Regions from separate parts of the Homo sapiens genome. Here all the other regions are linked to region 1. The links are chromatin loops, found by intact Hi-C in ENCODE. Cell type or tissue: A673. All regions are shown on one strand. Each heading gives the region's core, and the rest is flanking DNA. Links, peaks and the distances in the headings are about the cores only.

Region 1 (4,542 bases), core at 332-4,331:
GGTTGCCAGAGGCTGACAGTGAGGGAGGGTTGACTACAAAGGAATAGCAAGAATGAATTTTTTTGTGGAAGGTGATAGAAATATTCTGTATCAATTGTGATGCTGGGTCTGTGACACTATGCATTTGTCAACATTCATAAAACTGTATACCAAGAACAGTAAATTTTGTTTCTAAAATAAATTTAGAAAACACAAAAAAGCAGAACACTGCCTAACACATCTAAGTGTTTAATAAATGTTTCTGTTACCAAGAAAAAATAACTCTGCCTTGCAGGAAATAAAAAATTACCAATGGCAAAGACTTATTTACTGATGGAGTATTATCTGAAAAACAAATAAGATTGGTTGCAAAAAGATTTCCTAGTTTGTAAAATATCCAGTTGTACTTATGTTTCATAGGGATCACATAGTATCTTTAAAGTACTAAAAGAAAAAATTGTGAAAACATGGTATCTAAGTGCTAATTTCTTTAAATAATCTAAAATAAAACAATGCGCTTTAGTTTTAAAAAGTTGTGGTGTCCAAAGAAATACATTTTCATTGTTATTAAGCGTATGCAAAAAATTATAAACACAGACATACACAAACACAAATAGTTGTTTTCTTATTTTCCAAAGATAAAACTGTAGGGAATTAATATTGAGTCCTGCTTGTGCGAGGCACTGTTGTATTCATTAGATCTTATAATAATCCCATGAGGGAAGCAGTATTATCCCCATTGTATAGATGGCAACTATGAGACCCAGGGAGGTGAAGTGAGTTAAGAAAGGTTACAGGGTTGGTAGCATCTGCTCCAAGATGTAATCCAGGTCTGCCTGACTCTGCGGATGCATTTCCCACAGACACACACTCCTTCTGGCTGTACAAATGGCAGGCAGCCAACAGCTCCAGCTCACAAAGACAAGGCTCCCGCCTGAACAGCATGCAGCTCTCTCAAGTCTGGCCTCTGCTGAGAACCTCTGTCCCGCTGCCGGACCTGCAACCCCAAGGCTCCTGCCCTGTCAGTGGCTTCAGTGTGGTCACTGTGGTGAGGAAAATCTGTCCCTTTGCGAAGACACTGAGGCAGGGCCTGGATCTAAGCCGTATCTTCCTCAGCTGCAGTGCCAGCACAAAAGCAAACAGCCTCACAGGGGGCCATTCTGTCAGGAAGATAAATGCTGTCTCATTGATTCCCTCACCGAGGAGCTTGTCTGAAATGGCAGCTGCTAGACAGAAACGCTTTGAAGATTGAACCCAGGAGTCCAGTTCCAGCCTCTCTTTCAGTCTTGACTAGCAATTCAAACTCGCGTGACAAATTTAAGTCCATGTCACTGCCTAGGATAGAAAGTAAACTCGGTGAATGACACAACTTGCCAGGGATATCCTTAGACCGTTGCCACGTTGCCAGTACCAGGACAGATCCTACTGGCTACTATCTGCTGTAGGATTTACAGCCAGTCCCATCCCAGAATTTGCATGGGTCACAATGTCCTTCAAGGGCAAAGGGAAGTCCTGAAAAGGCAATGAAGTTCGAAAAAGGAGAGTACAGAGCGTCTCACTTGTCAGGACACGGGGAAGGGAGAAGGGTCCCTCGGAGTCCTGTGTATGAGTGTGTGACTGATACACACACTCATGAATGTGCATCGGGGTCCTATGTATGAATGTGTGAGTGATACATACACTCATGAATGTGCATCGGGGTCCTATGGATGAATGTGTGAGTGATACATACGCTCATGAATGTGCGTTGGGATCCTATGTATGAATGTGTGAGTGATACATACACTCATGAATGTGCATCAGGGTCCTATGGATGAATGTGAATGATACATATGCTCATGAATGTGGGTTGGGATCCTATGTATGAGTCTGTGAGTGATACACACACTCATGAATGTGCGTCGGGATCCTATGGATAAATGTGTGAGTGATACACACACTCATAAATGTGCATCGGGGTCCTTTGTATGAATGTGTGAGTAATACATACACTCATGAATGTGCATCGGGGTCCTCTGTATGAGTGTGTGAATGGTACATATACTCATGAGTGTGCATCAGGGCTTTTGTTTTTGTTGTACCAGCTAACAGCATCACACCAGCTATCCCGGTGTCACTGTCTTGTATCAACTGCTGTTCACATCAGAGGGCGAGGACTAAGGCAACTACCCCCAATTCCCTGTGTGCCAAGGAAGTGGCCTAATGTCGTGGGTGAGATGGAGTATGAGCAACAGCAGATGATCACATCCAGGGGTGCACCCCGCCCCTGGCATTTCCACCTGGCCCCTCAGTGGAAGAGGTTAGTGCAGTGAGAGATTTCTCCACGAGGTGGCGCTCATAGCTTAGCTTTATTTTTACTTTCATTGATGGGAAAATTTGCCCTGCTACCGCCGCCGGAGAACGCACATGACTTATGCTTTCTAATTCATGTGCAGATTTCGTGTACTGTCATGTTTGGGGTTCTATTGAATTTTGTACAATTACAACTTATTCTTTCCCTCTGGGACCTTGGCAAGCAACACTATACAAGGATAGGCATTATAACCTGTCGGGTGGGGGGGCGGTGGGGGGGTCATTATTTTATCACACACACAGAAACACACACACATATACACACTTGCTTTAGGGATAAATTCTGCCATTTTATTTTTTCCTGGTCCTCATCGTGGTCAGAATGGTGTGACCAGCTGATACCCTTTGTTTACTAGAACCCAGTACAGCAACACCAGTTCAGTATTCATGTCCATTACATGGTGGACAAAGCTTGGATTGGCAGCCTCAAAAAATGCTCACCCACCCTGAGGCTTAGCGATCAAAGCTCAGAGGAAAACAGCTGGTGGCAGGCTTGTCTTTAAAGGAGGATATCAGAACTGGTATGTGTGTGAGATGCTGTGGCTGGGTTTTACATGGTGGCTGTCTCTGAAGAAGCTACCTGTAGGGCTGAGCTGACTGAGGTGCTTGGAAGCCTTATAGTAATACTACTGGATATGATCCAGTTATTAGGGTTTAAAATAACAGATGTACAATATCATCCCTTTCCTCAAGGAAAAATCCAGTCTACTAGAGACGATAAGAAATTTAGTCAATCCAGTAACACAAAAGGTAGTTTCTGCTAAGTACATCATGTCAACAAATTTGCTCTGAGAGTTCATAGGAAAACCTATCCCTGTGTCTTGGAATACAACAGTGCCTCGCACAAGCAGAACTCAATATTAATTCCCTACAGCTGGGGAAGCGTTCAGGGAAGGATAGACCTAGGTCAGGCTTTGACAGGATTAGGAATCAGGCAGGGCAGGAGAGGGCATGACCGGGGAAGTGGGAAGGGAATTCTGTAATAGATCATCTATGTAGACCTGGTAAACCTCGGATAGCTGGAGCTCAATTAATTGGCACCCTCAGTAATAGGTGGTTCCTTTAAAAATTCTATTTCATGAAAAGACAAAATCACAGTAAGATGACAGTTCCTTACAGTATAGAAGGATGATGTCCCCGAAGCCCAGCAGAATGATTAATCTTTAAGGCAGTATTTATTTTTATTCTTATTAAATACTGAGAGTGACCTCATTCATTCAACACATTTTTTTTTTTTTATTATACTTTAAGTTCTAGGGTACGTGTGCACAATGTGCAGGTTTGTTACATAGATATACATGTGCCATGTTTGTTTGCTGCACCCATCAACTCGTCATTTACATTAGGTATATCTCCTAATGCTATCCCTCCCCCAGCCCCCCACCCCCCAACAGGCCCCAGTGTGTGATGTTCCCTGCCCTGTGTCCATGCATTCAGCACATGTTTATGCAAATATTTATGAAAATATTTATGGAGTATTTTCATTGTGCTGAATGTTTTGTGGGAAACTAAGATGTATCAGGCAGGATTGTCTTCTCTGGAGACTTTGTGGTAGGAGAAAAGACAATAAATGTGAATATCACGATAATGTCAGAGAAAAGACAAAGACTCTACGGTAAGTACGGAAAAGTATAGAGCAAGACAAAAATTATTTCAGCTGAGGGTTCAGTGGTAGGATGTATTCATATAAAGATAAAAGGAGAGGAAGAGATTTTTGCATTAAGAAATGGCAAGCACAAAATAAAGAAGTCTGCAAGAAGAGACTGAATGGGGAACACAGAGTAGGAGAGCAGACATAGTGAGCAAGGCTGCTGCAAGCTTAGGTGAGAGCCATATGTCAGGCAGCTTTGCATGGCAGGTTAAAGAGTTTCAGTTCAGCTGGGCGCGGTGGCTCACGCCTGTAATCCCAGCACTTTGGGAGGCCGAGGCGGGCGGATCACGAGGTCAGGAGATTGGAGATTGCAACCATCCTGGCTAACACGGTGAAACCCCGTGTCTACTAAAAAATACAAAAAATTAGCCAGGCGAGGTGGTGGGTGTCTGTAGTCCCTGCTACTCGGGAGGCTGAGGCAGGAGAATGGCGTGAACTCGGGAGGCGGAGCTTGCGGTGAGCCGAGATCCCGCCACTGCCCGCCAGCCTGGGCGACAGAGCGACTCTGTCTCAAAAAAAAAAAAAAAAAAAAGAGTTTGAGTTCAGTAGGATTCTACATA
Region 2 (4,271 bases), core at 1-4,000, 1.7 Mb after region 1:
CTCCCAAAGTGCTGGAATTACAGGTGTGAGCCCGACCCTGATTTTCTTTTAAACCTCCAACACAATTTTTTTATTAAAAGGTTCATTAGGGAAAATAATGGTTTTTGTTTTTGTTTTTTAATCTTTATGTACTCTAGAGAGCTTATAAAATACATAATATATCTTACAGAAGATGTTCAATGGCGATTGTTGAGTGTCCCTTTGAATGAACAAATGGAAGGATGAAGATTGAATGTGAATATGCAAGTGAGAGAGGAAAATATTATAAAATATCTTTGGATTCATTTTTTCACACACCTACTGGTATCAGTATGTGCAGTTTAGGATCAGGAAATCTGAGTTCCATGATCAAATTGATTAGGGACTTGCTATTCAACCTTCAGTAAATAATTTAGCCTTTCTGTGTCTCATACATTCAGCAATTCAACAAATATTTGTTAAGCACCTTCTATCTGCCCAGCACTGAAACATTTCTCACTAAGCATGTTTTGACCTGATTTTCTTCCCGGTAATACACTTTAGTAGAAGATTGAAAATGTACCCTAATTTTTCTTCCTTGGAGTCAAATACTTTCTCACACTGAGTAGGTGAGTAGCTGGTATCTGCAAGACTGATAAATGAGAAAACATGTCATAAACTGACCATTCTTTGGACAGTATTTCTAGAAAAGAAAAAAAGAAAAATCTTTATCAGGATGCCATTAGATTAGCTATTAATTACGTTTATAAAGGAGTATATGTAATGAAGTAGAATTGAATGCATTATACAAATGGCATCTTTCTCAAATATGTGTTGCTCATCCTTTTAAGAGACCAATGCAATCATCCATATTGTCTCTCCACCCACTACATTTAATTAAACAGTTTGGGTCCAGTGGGGTCAAAGGTGTTCAGTAACATTTACCGTCTGACAGCAATCCCATGGCCTATATTCTGTGAATGTGGAAGCCCTGGTTCATTGCAATGAGCAGGTATCTGCGTTAGCAAAGCAGCTACCACTCTAATTTTCTCTAATTGACTTGTTGGCAGTGCTAACAGAGAGGGCAAAAGATGCAGGAACATGCAGAGTGGGCCCCGACAAGAACTTGGCATGGATGAGGCCAGTGAGTGAAGTATATAATCTGTAATGAATAAAGGACTCTGGGCTGTCAATCTGGCACATGCCACTGGCATTTAATTCACACAAAATATTAATTAAAAATAATGATGTTCTCCCCAGCTTTTGTCGCCAAGTACAGCATCTTGGTCTAGCCCTGAAGAGCTGTCTACAGGTTTCTTGATTCATTCCCTCAGCCCCAGAGAAAGACATTCATCTCTTACCTTCAGGGAAGCCTCAAAAAAAGCTCTTAGAATAATGGGTCTCTCACCTACCAAGTCTCAGGGGAAGGAGAACCCAGGCTTTTCCTGATTACCCATTTCTTGTCTTTTTCAATCTCTGTGATCAACGAATGTGCATTTATTTTCTCCTTTCCTGGCCACAGAGAATATACTGGCCAAGAGCCATCTATTTTGGATGCTCAACGAGTTACTAAATATTTCTTCAGTTTCCTTTATCCCAAACTGAGGTGTTCTACAAGAAAGGTTGGCCAAACAATAATGAAAATCTGATCAATAATTTCAAATCTGCTAAATAACCCAGAATATTCTTGATTTAAAAGAATTCCCGTGGACTTCCAAATTATTATTTGGAAATTTATTTTCAAATTATTTCAGTATGATTAAATCACAGTAAATTCAAAGAAGAAAATACTGCTGAGCTTTATTTTGCAGAGGCAACTGATAAATTTTTAAGCCTATATATTTGCAACATTTTAGCAAGTACAAAAAAATACACTTACTGTCATGATTGTCACTAAGTGTATTCCTGCACAATGGGGTCTGGCCATAATTAATGATTAATTCATTTGGAATCATCATGATAATATTAAATGTGTTTAACTCATTTGATGCTTCTGTAGAGGGAGCAATTCTAGGCAATTCTTTTGTGATTTACTGGTTTTAAAGTTTAAGAGCTCTGAGCATGTGCAGGAAAATAGTTCCACATTGCTCTCCAGTGGCACAGTGGTAAATTACACCCTTCTTACATACTGGTAGAAAACCCTCATTCTCTCTTGCTCCCAATTCACACTTAAAGCATCTTTCCTCTTCCATATACATTCAAACAAAATACCTCCATCACAATATAAAAGGATATCAAAGCACTATAGCCCACTTGTTAACTAATAAATGTACAATATTTTCTTGTTTTTTGTTCTGGAAGATCAATTATTGGATCAAACTTTATCAGGACCGGAACAAAATCCTATTGTTTCCTCAGTAGGTCCAGAATGCAGTTTGGCAAGAGCACAATACAGAGGCTAGACTCCCCAAAAGATGTTTATGAGCAGTTAAAGTGTGAAAAGCATAAAAGAAAGCTCCTGGAAAAGGCAGTCAAAGGGGTTGTGGAGTCTTCCCAAGCCTTTATTACTTAGGTAGTTCTGCATTACTTTAGAAAAACCATTGACCTTACCTGAGCCTCAAGTTACTAACTGACGATAGGAAAACATTGAGCCAAAACATCTTCAGGACTCCTAGCTCTATGGGATATTCTTATACCAGTTACAAGTCCATTGCAAGTGTGTTTACTTTTTACGGGGCTAAGCTGTTACCACTTTTTGTTTAAGTGTAAGGTTGATCTTCTCTAAGATGTGCACAGCATAGTAGGTATTGGTGAAATACAGTGATTAGTATAATTCATTAATCCAACAGAGAGTAAATTATAAAGCTCTCGACTCAGCATATTCTATACCATGGCTAAAGATCAAGTGAAAGAAGCTGTCATTACTCAGATGACTCGAGATTTGGTAGGTATCAATATTAGCAAGAGTCTGTTTTGGAATGACAGTTACCTCAAATTTATGGGGGTTAGGAGATGAAGAAATGATGACTGCTTCAGATTAAGTTAAAAATTCAAACCAATACAATGAGAATCTTGTATTCTCAGTACCAAGTAAGGTATTTTTAATTTTTTTTCTTTTTTAAAAAAGAAATAATATACACCCTGAAAGACTGAAAGGTAATAATCCAGTAATGTTACAGAAGCTTTTACAGAGTGCATTTTCTATGGAGCTATAAATTAAGCATCTGGGTGGTGGGAACAGAAAAATGAAGACATGAATTTAGTGTCTCATGGACTATGCTGACCATCCATAAGCTACAGCTGTTAACCCTGATTAGGAAGTCAAAGGCTTCCTATTAAGTAGAACATTCTTTGAATCCTAATCCAAATTGGACCTGTGAATATAAAACAATCACTTCAAATCTCCTAGCATAAACACCTGTTTCATTCTTTTATATTTACCCCCCACCCCCCCCCCACCACCACCTTACCACATCATATAAAGTTTCTAGTTTGTTGTTGCTCTAAAGGTTGACGGCTTGACTATGGAAGACCAGACTTCAGTATCTATTTTTCCGGGATTATATGTATATTGGCATGTAGTTGGGTATGTAGGAATCTGTCCAAGGTTATAGACTAATGACCACAGGCTTGGATTCAGTCCAGAGAGATAGTTTTTCCAGGATAGGAAATTTATTGTATTTATTGTATTTTCCAGGACAGGAATTTATTGTATTTATTTAAATTATCTGCCAACACTGAAAAATTTGATAATTTCTCATAAAAATCTGGATTTCCAGATAATCTGACAAAACTGGGACTACCTTCCATACACTAATATTATCTTGGACCTGAATAGTGGCTCCACTCTTTAGATCAATCATATACTTTCCAAGATCCTCTCTGACCTAGTGGCTCTCATACACTGTAGCCAAATCTAGCCGTTTTTCTTTTCTCTCTCTCTCTGATTAAAAACAACACACACACACACACACACACACACACACACACACCCCTACCTCCTAAGCACTTGAGTGTGGAATTTCTGATCACTTTTTCACTCTTTTGATAAACACTTAGATAGATGCAAATACGGAGATGTATTCAAATTGCGAATGGAATTTGAACTGCAAAAAGGCAATTTTAAATGGCTCAAGCCTAATAAAAATGTTTACATTTTTGGTGCATAGATGATTCATATATTTGAAATCAGACGTAGTCCATCCTGCAATAACTCAAAAGAATATATTTCCCAGTGGAAAAAAAAGTGTACTTTTTGATCTACCTAATTGTATTTTCACCATTTTTTCACTGAAATGTTTTCTTCCTCCTATAGTGCTTCTTAGTCCTACCCTTATTCACAAGCCCTAGTTCAAAGTTCATATATTCCAAAA
Region 3 (4,271 bases), core at 1-4,000, 620 kb after region 1:
TAAACAATTTTTCACAAGGGGTGGAAATCAAACCAGATCTAATAAGAAAGATCCTTATGTGGCTGCATGATGAGAAGATGAAAGACGCAACTATTGCAGGAAGGATGGCCCTGACATGCAGGGGTGCCAGGCGATTCACAAAATCCTGCATGGGTGTAAGTTTCCGCCTAACACTTTAATAACAAAAATATCTCTTTTTAACTGGTGTTAGCTTATTTTTCCCTCTGGCCTTTCTTTTTCTATTTCTTACTGAAAGCAAATAACCTATTATCAACTCCTGATAATATGTGGTGGTTTTAACTTCAGCTCCTGAAGCTGAGTCTTGGGAACTGATGAATAAGACATTTTTCTTCACGTTCTATTGTGAAAACATTCCTGGTATTTCTCTTATTTCCTGTGCCTTAGAGAACTCAGTAGGGTGCTGAATTTCAGTAGAGATACAAATGTACTTGCAAGCTTGGCATTGATTTATCATGATCTTTCCTGTAAGGGAAAAATAGAGATTGTTTTTGCTGTACAGACTTCCCTAGAAGAGTTTGACTTCTAACACCTCTGATGGGTAGTCTAATTGGATTTAGAAGATGGTATGAATCTCTTTTGGCAACAATGAAAGGCACACAGAGGCCTAAGGGCAGCCATCATTTATTTATTTATAACACATTTTATTTCAAAAAAATGTTAAGCCAATCCCTGCTCCTGAGTCTACATCAATACTTTTGACACGTAAAAAAACAATATAAATCACAAATTTAATACATTCTCTCTAAGTTTTCCTAATGATATATTCAATGGTCTCATGCCTTCTTTCAAATTAAACAACCTAGTTTAGTCTCTTCTGTTTTCATGTATGATAACCCGCCTTGCCAATGCACCTGGTCCTTTAAATATCAATCTATATTTTTCCTGAAATGGAGGATACCTAATAATTATCTGGAACCAAATAGTGGATTGAATGGAAACTCTGCTGTCCACACCTTTGACAATTATACCACTGGTTCCTCATAAAGGAACCTCCAAATGTCAAAGCATAGAAGAAAGAATGAGAACTTTCTGCAGTCCATCATCTGTAATAAAGGAATGTTATGGAATACATGGAGAGAACGCCTGAACACAGCATTGGAAAGTGAAGAATTTGAATTGTATAGAGTAGAGGACAGATGAGCATCTTTTTAAATTAATTGAATTAACCAAACTTAGTACAGTATTAATAGCCCTTTATGAGAAACAATTAAATATAGCAAAAATTGTGGTATTCCAAGGAACTATTCTAAAAGACATACAAATGGAAAGCCTAAGTGTGAATATGCATGCATGATAACTTGGAGAAAATTCCAAAGTTTGAGTTTTCCAATCCTTGAGGCTGTTCTATTAATAATATTCATCAAAATATTCGTTTCACTCAAAGGAATTGAGACTGTGGCTTCAGAAGGAAACATTTAACCAGATATATTTATATATTCAACCAGTGGAAAGAAGAAAATACATTACTTCTCTTTCAATAACACAACATCTTTATTTTACCCTTCTACCTGGAGGGTACAGATAGAGTCCAGAGGAAAATCAGCTATTTCTGAATTTTTAGGAATGGTATTATCTAATCGTGAGCTACCTGGGGCCGGTGCTAGGGAGCACAGCGCCCACTTGTGGGCATGCGTAATTTGCCACTGCTCTGTGCAGGTGAATTTAATCAACACCTTTTACCTTCTCCCCAAAGACACCAGCCCACTAAAATGCATGGGGTTGGGTAGGGGGATGGTGGAGAAGGGTGGGAGAAGGGGCTCTGGATGTACACAAATCATTCGGAAAGGCAAACCATCTCTGTTTTGGAAAATAAAGTTTTATGGACAGCTGTGCCCGTTTGTTTACATATTGTCTGTGGCTGCTTTCACACAACAGAGTTGCATAGTTATGACAGAGAGTAGATTGCAGAAAAAAGCAAAGATATTCAATGTGTGTCCCTTTACAGAAAAAGTTTGCCAACCTCTGCTTTAAACTCTTAGGTTTACCTGCAAGCCCGTCTGGAGATTTTCAGAGATCCATTCATCCAATCCTCCAGAATATCAGCAATGTTTCCTTTACATTTGTGATTATGCCTTCCTGCATTTTCTAAAACTGGAGGGAATATTTATTTTTTTCAGTGTTATCAGAAGACACTAGAGTCTACATTTGTTAACTCGTTTATGTAAATGGGTGAAAAATCAGAGAGGACCACAGGAAACTTGTATTTTAAATAGCTTCCAATCACTGAGCCATAGAGAGTGATACCATGATCCAAGCCAAAGAGTGAGTACCACCCTATAACACCCTCACCCCCAAACCAGGAGGTTTGAATCTGGGAGCCATAGTCCCAGAGGCATTCTACTGCTGCCACTGCTGATAAACCCAGCTGTCACACCAAGAAGGATCACTTCCCAGACTGACAACAAAGACTTCGGTGGTACCTACTTGCAGAGGTTGGCAAAAGATGCCACATGGGCCAGGTGTTCACAGCCTATCTCCTCCTCCATAAACAATGCAGGATGTTTTATGCTCACAGCAGAGTAATGACTCTAAGAGACTGAATGATTAAATGCCAGTCTGCCAGCCAGAGTACATTTGTTTTCTGCTTGAAAAAGCCACTTTCATTTTGTATGACAGCTTTCTTAACTGCAACATAGCTCAGAAAATGACAGAGAGCGAATGAGAATAAGTGATTGTAAACTGGCAAACAACTATTTGCTACTATTTGAACTACCATTAAACTGTTCATTCAATTTCTACTCAGAAGCCATCAGTCAGCTGTGGAACCAGAATGTAAGCATTATTTATTTGGTGGCATTACAATGCCATCTAATCTTGGAGAAAATCATTTAGACAAAAATCAGAGTATCCAAAAATTGCCTTGACATTCAGTGGCAAAATGCAATGCTTAACCATAGCTTCTTGCATTTCTGTATTTTTTTTCTCATTATTATTACTGAGATACTTGAATTCCATTCTCATTCCAATATCATGCCTTCAATAGTATCATTTTTCTCACTAGCTGCCTGTGCAGGCCAGGAATTGTTAACACAGAGCAAAGCTAAAGCTTTGTAAAATGTTCAAGGGCTACTCCTGGCTCCCATTTAGTATCATTCATTTCCTTTGGGAATATGCCTGTTCACAATTTCCTAAGACAGCCTTGTTCACCATGGAAGAAACAGAAAATGTAAAAACAGTGAGGTCAGCTACCAGGTGCTCTGCCTACTTTACCTTATTTAAACCTCTTAATCTTAATGAGGTAGGTAGTTTGCCTCTGTTATAGACAAAAAAGTTGAGGCTTATGTAGGTTAAGGGATTCGCCAAAAAGTTGGAGCTGGATATCAAGTCTGACTGACCCTAAGTTCATCTTACGAAGTTGCTTCTTAAAGGAAGCTAGTGTTATTGCCTGTTCCATCGAAAGTAAAGAAATTTAAATACTCCAAAGGAGTCGGTATTTATTATGTATATAGATAGGAATTTGAAGTAATGAAATAAATCATGTTTAGGCGAATGTCAGTGTTAGAGTTCCATATGAGAGTTAATTTTTCATATATTAATACTGGAAGATTATGTCCTTAGTCTAACGATATTGACCACATTGAAATCATGTTTTAGAACATTTTCTAAGACCCCCTTCATACATGGAGTCACAGGTCTTTTGCTTTTGTTTTTGTCATTTGTTTGCTCATTTGTCTGCTTATTTTTAAAGTTAGCTATTTTTTTCTTAGCCCTTTATTCTCTCAAAGTGAATTGGTGTTTGATAACAGCTGAATTAATTTGGAGTCAAGTTTAGTGTTAGTGAATAGATCAAATTATTTAATATCACTTTGTGTGTAAAAAGGGTTGATCATATGGTGAATGGATGTAAGTTACTGCACCTCATAAATGAAACATTTGAGTATTTATAACACTGTCCTAATGGTTTCCCAAGGATGTTAATTAGACAAAAAATAAACTTTCTGGAGGATATTTTGGCCATATGTATCAGGAATTTTACATTTTATACATGTTTTAGCACAACAATTCCATTTATAGAAACTTAAATAAATAAACAAGATGTATACTAAGATTTTTTTTAGAATACTCATCAGTGCATTATTTGAAAAGGTAAAAATAAAAATCAACATATCTAACATGAGACATTAGTCAACTATGTAATAAAATATGTGTTCATTTAAAACAATGTTATAATATGTAATGGTTCAATAAATATACATAATATGTTTAAAATATTTTTAAAATTTAGTACAATATACTTCTATTTTTGTGAT

The links. A loop is a pair of places that touch in the nucleus more often than their neighbours do. Peaks named below come from ENCODE experiments on the same cell type or tissue, not always from the same donor. Only the 100,000 strongest peaks of a DNase experiment are listed, where the experiment ranks them.
Region 2: it touches region 1 in a loop (8-fold over the local background); 7 of 110 quality-filtered maps call a loop at or near these places.
Region 3: it touches region 1 in a loop (5-fold over the local background); 18 of 110 quality-filtered maps call a loop at or near these places.

The regions. Positions count from the first base shown.
Region 1 is chr18:51,666,002-51,670,543 of GRCh38, forward strand. No RefSeq gene overlaps it. Among named protein-coding and RNA genes, the nearest start is that of LINC01630, 280 kb to the left of the region's middle. In A673, for the core only: a CTCF peak has its summit at 2,273 (motif pointing right); DNase peaks (open chromatin) are centred at 870, 1,140 and 2,350; H3K4me3 peaks cover 505 bases; H3K27ac peaks cover 938 bases.
Region 2 is chr18:53,378,216-53,382,486 of GRCh38, forward strand. The region is part of intron 15 of DCC (DCC netrin 1 receptor); the gene reads left to right. Among named protein-coding and RNA genes, the nearest start is that of MIR4528, 140 kb to the left of the region's middle. In A673, for the core only: CTCF peaks have their summits at 2,015 and 2,215; a DNase peak (open chromatin) is centred at 2,026.
Region 3 is chr18:52,286,954-52,291,224 of GRCh38, forward strand. No RefSeq gene overlaps it. Among named protein-coding and RNA genes, the nearest start is that of DCC, 51 kb to the right of the region's middle. In A673, for the core only: a CTCF peak has its summit at 1,663 (motif pointing left); a DNase peak (open chromatin) is centred at 438; H3K4me3 peaks cover 294 bases; H3K27ac peaks cover 613 bases.